Linked DNA regions of Homo sapiens: region 2 is linked to region 1. The links are chromatin contacts, found by Hi-C or POLR2A ChIA-PET in ENCODE. All regions are on one chromosome and are shown on one strand. Each heading gives the region's core, a stretch centred on a gene start or an enhancer-like site at or near the end of the contact. The rest is flanking DNA. Distances are from core to core; before and after follow the strand shown.

Evidence for each region. A loop is a pair of places that touch in the nucleus more often than their neighbours do. ChIA-PET counts read pairs that join two places held with the same protein, here RNA polymerase II (POLR2A). Pooled maps may share reads with other maps.
Region 2: a map with no recorded cell type shows a loop between it and region 1 (5-fold over the local background). The contact joins the enhancer-like site here to the promoter of TNFRSF13C in region 1. A Hi-C loop is called at or near these places in 3 of 37 single-sample maps with no recorded cell type and 2 of 50 pooled maps. POLR2A ChIA-PET finds 5 or more read pairs at or near these places in 2 of 52 experiments (GM12878 and OCI-LY7).

The regions. Positions count from the first base shown.
Region 1 is chr22:41,924,663-41,928,789 of GRCh38, forward strand. TNFRSF13C (TNF receptor superfamily member 13C) reads right to left here and starts at 2,144. Exons shown (of 3, transcript NM_052945.4): 1 at 1,976-2,144; 2 at 1,439-1,669; 3 at 1-892. The coding sequence starts at 2,111. The coding sequence ends at 705. It also overlaps a transcript of CENPM not described here. RefSeq lists enhancers at 371-872, 873-1,372, 3,930-3,999 and a silencer at 1,465-2,204.
Region 2 is chr22:42,931,309-42,935,435 of GRCh38, forward strand. All of the region lies in intron 1 of PACSIN2 (protein kinase C and casein kinase substrate in neurons 2), which reads right to left. Among named protein-coding and RNA genes, the nearest start is that of ARFGAP3, 76 kb to the left of the region's middle. RefSeq lists enhancers at 2,709-3,225, 3,226-3,741. Within about 2 kb of position 2,328, at least 25 of the 41 ENCODE cell types and tissues checked have a DNase peak (open chromatin) inside an H3K27ac peak, as active enhancers do; they include GM12878, where a contact is called at or near this core.

The DNA of each region.
Region 1 (4,127 bases), core at 894-3,393:
ACAAAACAAGGCCGGGCATGGTGGCTCATGCCTGTAATCCCAGCACTTTGGGAGGCCGAGCAGGGCGGATCACGAGGTCAGGAGATCGAGACCATCCTGGCCAACATGGTGAAATCCCGTCTCTACTAAAAATACAAAAATTAGCTGGCTGTGGTGGTGCGTGCCTGTAATCCCAGCTATTCGGGAGGCTGAGGCAGGAGAATCACTTGAACCAAGGAGTCGGAGGTTACAGTGAGGCGAGATCGCGCCACTGTACTCCAGCCTGGCGACAGAGCAAGACTCGTCTCAAAAAAAAAAAAAAAAAAAAAAAAAAAAAATCAAACAAACACAAAAAACCACCCAACTACAAATTAGGCATCCTCCCACTTGGTCTTTTTTCAGATTCATTTTGGCTTAATGGTGCCTTCCCCATTTTAAAAGCGGTCTTTTACTCATAGTGCCCCAGCCTTTTGAAGGCACAGGAACAGGAGCTGGGCTACCACCTTCAAGGGCTGTCAAAGATGGTGAGGTCTGAAGCCAAAGGCAAGCACACCAAACTCCATGGGGGCTGAATGCTGTGGTCTGTAGTGTCTGTGCTTCTGCAGAGTTAGCCTGGTCCCAGAAAGAGGGCATGTGCATGCTGGAGTGAAGAGCTGAATTTGATTTCCAAGCCCCTGGCTGGGGGTCCAGAGGGAGGGCAGGGGCCACCTCCTGCCGGCTCCCTGCTATTGTTGCTCAGGGCCGGCCGTCTTGGTGGTCACCAGTTCAGTGGAGCCCAGCTCTGTGGCTGGCACAGGGACACTGTGGCCAGGTGGGGTGGTTCCTGGGTCTTCCCCAGGAGGAGGCCAGGCAGGAGCTGTGGCATCAGAGATTCCCGGAGACAGAATGATGACCTTGTCCAGGGGCTCTGGGGCTGCAGGCAGAGGGGGTAGAGGCTCCGTACTCAGTCACAGCCTTCCCTCCCTCCCCTAGAAGACTCCTCTGGAGGGGCAGTCCTCCGTCAAATGAAGCCCAATGCAGGGTGGGGAGGGGTGGCACCTGGCTGACCCTGAGTCCAGAGGCCTGGCCAGTGGGGAGCTGGCAGGGCAGGGAGTTGGGGAGCTGGGGCTCAGTCTGGCAAACTCTTCAGGGATTTATGGGGGAACCAAGCTCCGTTAGACTCCCAAAGGGCAGGACAGACTCCTCCCTCAGACGGGGCCCCCTTCCTGCAACCTGTCTCTTCCTCACACTGGGGTCTGTCAGGGCAGAGCTGTTCCTGGCTCCGACCAGGGTCTCAGGGGCAGGACTATGTCTCCCTCCCCAGCCTGAGCTCCTCAGCGCAAACTCTTTTCCACTCTGTCTCCGTTTCCCCTTAAAGCCCTTCTCTCCCCCTCAGGGGCCATGCATCTCCCCCTAGACCGTCCCGACACCCCAGCCCCTGCGCCCCGCTCAGACTGGTTCCCCTACACACGGAACTCACCGTCCTTGTCTCCGTCGGGGGCCTCTGCGGAGGACGCGCCGCGAAGCCGCCGCTGTCGCCGCCTCCAGCTCACCAGACCCACCAGGACCAGCGCCAGGACCAGTGCCAGGCCCAGCAGCGCGGGGGCGCCAAAGAGCAGCCCGGGCAGGGGCAGCGCCGCCTCGCCGGCCCCCGCGCCCACCGACTCCTGCGGCTGCAGCGCCGTCCTGGGCGCAGGGCTGCTGGCCCCGGCTGCTTCGGGAGGGGACAGGGAGGGAGGCCAGGGGGCCGAGGGGAGGGAGGAGCGGGGACGGGGAGGGGCGGAGGGGGGCGAGGCTGGCCGGGGAGGGGAGGGACAGCCGGGGGGCGGTGGACAAGGGGAGGGAGAGAGGCGGCGGTGAGGGCCACGCGGTGATCGCGGGCCCCTCCAGGCCCTGCCCACAGGGTCCTTTCAGCCCTCGGCGCCCCCGGGGGTCGGGGCTCTGCCTGCGCCCTGGCGATCGGGGCCCCGTTCTCCCCGCAGCTGCCGGCGCCGCGCGCCCCGTGGGTCCCCCTTACCCGGTTTCGGCCGCGGCGTGCGCAGGAGCCCGCAGGCCACGCAGTGGCGGACCAGCAGGTCGAAGCACTCGGCCGGGACGCAGGGCGTGGGGGCTGGCGCGTCCCTGCCCCGCAGGCTCCGGGGCCCTCGCCTCATGGTGCCGACGCCGCCGCACAAGCTGCGGGGACTGAGGCTGAGCTGGGCTCCGGGGCCCTCGGGGAGGAAGCGGGGGGCGGGGGGAGCACTCTGCCCTGCCCCGCCCCCGCCTGCTGGGTGGGACCGAGCTCGCCTGGGGCCCCCCTTTCTTTTCTTTTTTTTTTTTTGAGACGGAGTCTCGCTCTGTCGCCCAGGCTGGAGTGCAATGGCGCTATCTCGGCTCACTGCAAGCTCTGCCTCCCGGGTTCAAACAATTCTCTGCCTCAGCCTCCCGAGTAGCTGAGATTGTAGGCGCCCACTGCCACGCCCGGCTAATTTTTGTATTTTTAGTAGAGACGGGGTTTCACCATCTTGGTCAGACTGGTTTTGAACTCCTGACCTCGTGATCCACCTGCCTCGGCCTCCCAAAGTGCTAGGATTACAGGCGTGAGCCACCGCACCCGGCCTGGCCTCTCTTTCTACCTGTGGTTCCCCAATTCAGCCCCTCAACCAGCACCGCCTGGGTGGGCCCTCTGCTGGGTGCTGGGAGGTGTCTGGGGGCAGACCAGAGCCTCCTCTTGGGTAGGGAGGGGGATGGACCCCGCAGCCAGGACACAGACCCTGAGTGGTTCCTCTGCTCCGTCTAGCCAAAGCCTCTCCATGACCCCGAGTGCTCCCCTGCCATCTCCCCCAACCCACCTGTCTCCTCCTCTCTTCCTGCCCTTCCTGGACAGAGCTGGTTGGGGATATCAGACACCTGCTTTTTTTTTTTTTTTTTTTGAAAAAGAGTCTGGCTCTGTGCAGTGGTGCAATCTCGGCTCACTGCAACCTCTGCCTCCCAGATTCAAGCGATTCTCCTGCCTCAGCCTCCCGAGTAACTGGGATTACAGGCATGCACCACCATGCCCGGCTAATTTTTGTATTTTTAGTAGAGGTGGGGTTTCACCATTTGGCCAGGCTGGTCTCGAACTCCTGACCTCAGGTGATCCGCCCTCCTCGGCCTCCCAAAGTGCTGGGATTATAGGTGTGAAGCCACAGTGCCCAGCCTGACATCAGACACTTGTACCAGGCCCAAGTAGCATGTGGGTCTGCCCTGAGGGAATCTCACACTTGTGCTGATGGGGGAAGACAGCCTCGCAGCAAGGGCACCAGCTCACGTCATCCTGGAAGGTGGGCCGGAAGGCTTCATGGAGAGGGCGATGGTGAAGTGTTTGCCAGATGGACTGAGGTCTAGGGAGCAGATGGGGGTGAAGGCCAAAGGGGAGCAAAGGCTTGGAGGCCCAAACAGGAAGTCCAGGGAGTGCTGGGACCGAAAGGCTGGACTGGGGCCTTATCTAGCACATTAGGGAGCTTGGACTGTGGCTGGGGGACACGAGGGAGCCACTGGGGCTTTGTGCAGGGAGGACCCAGGAAGATCTGCCTATGAGTGAGGGAACTGTGACTGCAGTGGAGGGAAGCCCGCCCACACCTGCTCCTTTTCTCCAGGGCTATGTGTCCTCTCCTGCTCACCTCTGTGTCTCACTGCGGGCCCCTCCTGTCTATCTCTGCTCCCCAGTGTTTGGGGTCCCCAACTGTCTGTCACCCGTGTCTCTCTCAGACTGCGTCTCAGAAACACACACAAGCCCCTCCGCCCTCCTGGTCACATGCTACCCCCTCCCCAGGGCCAGGGCTGGAGGGAACTCTGGGAGCTCAGGGCTCAGCAGAGAGCATGGGGTTAAATGCCACACATGCCACCCAGACCCCTAAGCACTCAGGGCTGGGGAAGCACAGTGAGAGGAGAAACTCAGGGGCTGGGGAGGGAGCCTGGGGGCAGAGGGAGACCCTGAGCAGCAGCGAGGGGGAGGCAAACACTCCAGGCGGAGGGCTGCAGGGGCTAAGGCTTGGAGAGATGAAAGGGGAGCCTGAGCTGCTCTGGGGGCAGGCATGGCCACTGCCACAGGGGATGCTGGGAGGGAGGAGGGAGCATCCGGGCTGCGGATGGGCAGGGCACCAGTCCCGGGGCAGTACAGAACCTGGGGGTGTCTGGGTAGGAGGGAG
Region 2 (4,127 bases), core at 1,078-3,577, 1.0 Mb after region 1:
CCAGAAAACAAAACTAACACTGCCTACCACTCCTTGGGATTGTTGGAGGACTGAAGTAGCTGCTTTCCACCCAGGGAAGTGAGGAAATGGCTTCCAAGCCAGCGACACCAAGGTGAACCTTGGATGGGAATGGGGCAGGTGCAGAGTGGGAGAGGCAGGAGGTGTCCGAGACAGAAGAGACCTTAGGTGATGGGAAGGTAGTGGAGGAACACAGTCAGCGTCAATGGAACCAGCCAGGGTTCAGAGGGCTCCACAAAGCCGATGGCTGCCCTGAAACAGGAACAGCGAGGAAGGAAGGAGGAACTGGTATATTTCTACACAGAAATCCCCATGTGGTTTAAACTTGATGAGTTTCTCATAATGTGTAATCTTCCAGCTGCTGGCTAGGCTGAGAACTATTTCACACACTATTAATAGTTACATTTTTTAATTTAACAGAGCCATGCAGAGATCACGTTGTTATTATTATGGTTAACAACCAGGGTATATTCACTTACACAATCCCTCTCTTCCAAAACAGCCCAGAAAATGTCACAAAACCCCCAATTGTAAGGAACACAGGTGGTATTAATAACCCTAAATTTTCAAAGCTAAAATGAAAACGTTTAATGTTTTCCCATGGAAACTCAACGTTAAAGAGAACAGAAAACCTATCCTCACTTCCAGTTTCTAGCCTCTTCAGGGCAATATTTGTAAATACTCAAATCATGTCACTTCCCTTCTCTAAACCATCACATCACTTCAACCCTAACTCCTCCGCTGTACTGCAAATCCCGTCATGACCCGGCCCCTGCCTGCCCTTCCACCCATTCCCCAACTACTCTCCCTTACCTGCTGGCCCTTCTCTGTCCCAGCACAGGATCTTCTCTCTGTTTCTTCAACATAATAAGCTCATCCCTGCCTCAGAGCCTTTGCACATGCTGTTCCCTCTGCCAGGAATGTTCTTCCCTGAGACAAGCGTATGGCCGGCTCCCCCTCACACCATTTGGGGCATCCCTTAGAGAATCTAGCCACACCTCCCACCACCACCAACTCTAGCCTGTTACCTTCTAACTCTTTTTATATTTCCTCAAAGCACATACCACTACCTCAGTTTTTACCTGTGTACAGTCTGCTTTCCCCTCTAGACAGTGAATTCCAGAAGCGTATCTCACATATGACAACAGGTCCTTTCTAACATTTGTTGAAACTGACAGCGACACACTTGGGGATCTTTACAAGTGAAATGGTGGGACAGTAAAGTGTTGACTTGATAAAAGGATATCAAATAAGACCTTTAGGATAATGTACTATTGGTATCAATTTTACTCACGAAGACCATATACTGACATATCTTGGATTACACAGGAGAGAAAAAAGATTAGTTACTCGGATTATTAACTACAAATGTTTATTGAGCTGAGAGCAAAACAATTTTTTGATGATTCTTACAAAGTCAATTCTAAAAAAAAAAAAAAGGAAAAAGCCAATTCTTCCACAATGGCCAGCTTGTAGAGCCACTAAGTCAGAAGCACTTCCCACCTGGAGCCTCCTGGGCAGCCCCCAGGACACCCCCCTGTCCACATGCCACTAGAAGTCCACACTTTCCACACTTTTATTTTGCTTTTGATCTTCAAAAAGGGGTCCTCTCTGAATCAGAGGAACCAACTGTGTTAGGAGACGAAATGTCCAATCAGTTACGCAGCACTTTAAATTCTCAAGTATCAAGAGTTGCTGTATCATTGAATCAGCATTTATATTTACAGTAGAATTTGAAAACACCTGGCAAAGCCAAGTTCCCATAATTAAGTCCAAAGCACATATTCAGAACCTAGTCTATTATTATCTTTATGTGTCAGAGGAAAACCTTGTTATCCCTGAAAAGTTGAGGTCTAAGACTTTAAGAAATTGGAAACAAACTATCTCTATGGTTCCATATACCTCCCCAACTTTCCTTAAATCCTGAACAACTCTTTAAGAAATATATATTTCTCAAAGCAATGAGATGTAGAAAGGTACCTCTCTGAATAATCCTGCATGCCTGGAGGGCGGGCAAAGCCGACTTCACCAGTGACTGCCAAGCCCAGCATTGTTTTTCTCTGGACTGCAGATTCTCAAAACAAGAGACCTGCCCAAAGTGGAAGCCTCAATTCAAGTCCAAAAATAAATGACAAAATAAATAAGAGCAACAGAACACACCCATGTTCATGTTTGAGGGGACCAAAGAACCAAGGGTGGTCTGTTAGATGTCTAGACCAAAATGTATAACACCAACTCCTCCCAAGCAAAAGCAGCAGCCTGTCCGTCCTATACTCTCAACCGTGGCGCCTAAAGGGGAAGTGGCTCCACACAGATGACATAGGTCCACCCACTCAAACCCCAACGGGGCCCTCACAGCCCCCGCACCCTGCACCGTCCTTCACAGAACCAGACCCTCTTTCTTCCCAGCATCTGCAAGTGGCAGAACAACGGACTTTTCCCATTTGGAGAAAAATGCTATTGCAGCTGGAGAAACATTCTTGGAAGTTATGAATAAGATATTCTGATTGTAAGGAATTGTAAATGTGATGCTGAAGTGTGTGAAAGTATGAACAAGCAGACGAGGAAATATTATGGCGCCATGGTAACAGAAACTATGGAAGAAACTCCAGTTCACAGAACTGTTTAAAAATAAACCGGATACTCAAATACCAGTGAAAAGCTACAATGACTCACACTGTTCTCCTCAAATACTTACAAGAACAGCCAGTTCTTTAACACACTTGTCTTCCAGGCTTTTTCCCCATTGGAGAAATGTGAGACAAAGAGAGTAAAAAGGAGCTTTGAAATTTTCTCTAATTTTACCAGCAAGTTGATCTGAATAACAACTTATATGTTTTAGAGTTGAGATGGGAGTATGGAAACGTGCAGAGAGCACTGAGGCTTTGAATAAAAACCATACTAAATTCAAAACATATAACCGAGGCCCAGAGTATGCTCAACTGTGTGCCCAAATACCAGTCAATCTGGTAAAGAGCTACAGCACAATTTCTACGGGAAACGCAAGACCTTCAAGGCACTGTGTGTGTGCAGATCGCCTTTTCCCTTCTTTTCCCTTCTTGGCTTCTGTGTACTCCCCCTCCTTTGGGCCCTGCCTCAGCTGCACATCCTCCAACTACACTTGCACACCTTTCAATGTGGCAGCTGCACACAGAACACCTCCTGGGGCCTCCCCACTCTGGCTTCCCAGCCTGCCCAGCAGCCTTGCCCCTCATGGGCTGGCCCTGATAGCCACACGTGCAGCACACTGCCACCTGAGACTGCCGCCTTGCTGGTCAACTCCCACCTACCTTGCAAGGCCCAGTTTGAGTGTCATCTCCTCCAAGAAGCCCCCCACCGTTCTAGTGACCCTTTGCCCACCACTGTCCCGTTATAGTTCCTCTATGGTGCCATTATTTGGCCCCCATTCCTCTTTCCCCAACCAAGTTGTTAACCCTGGTAGATCAGACCATACTCGAGTCACCTGCCTTCCCTAGTGCCTATCACGGTACCCACAGCTCCTCAGTGAGGGTCACTGAAAGAAAAAATGGAGCCAGGGCATGGATTTCTTTTCTTTCTTTTCTCTTTCTTTTCTTTTCTTTCTTCCTTTTTCTTTTTCTTTTTTTTTGAGACAGAGTTTCGCTTTATCGCCCAGGCTGGAGTGCAGTGGCGCAATCTCGGCTCACTGCAAGCTCCACCTCCCAGGTTCACGCCATTCTCCTGCCTCAGCCTCCTGAGTAGCTAGGACTACAGGTGCCCGCCACCGCGCCCGGCTAATTTTTTTTTTTTTTTTTTATTTTCAGTAGAGTCGGGGTTTCACTGTTTTAGCCAGGATGGTCTCGATCTCCTGACCTCATGATCTGCCCGTCTCGGCCTCCCAAAGTGCTGGGATTATAGGCGTGAGCCACCGTGCCCAGCCCAGGGCATGAATTTTTTAGGAAACCTCAGAGTCCAGCAGTGTCTGCGCCATATTCCTGATTATCGAGGACCTGCCTCCTCCCTGTTTCCCTTTCCCCTGACCTAACTCACCATTTCTCTCCTTTTCCCATGGGGCGGGGTGGGGGGAAGAAGGCTCTCCTGCACAGACTGCCCCTCTTCCACATGTGCGGAGACCTACTGTGGACATGGCT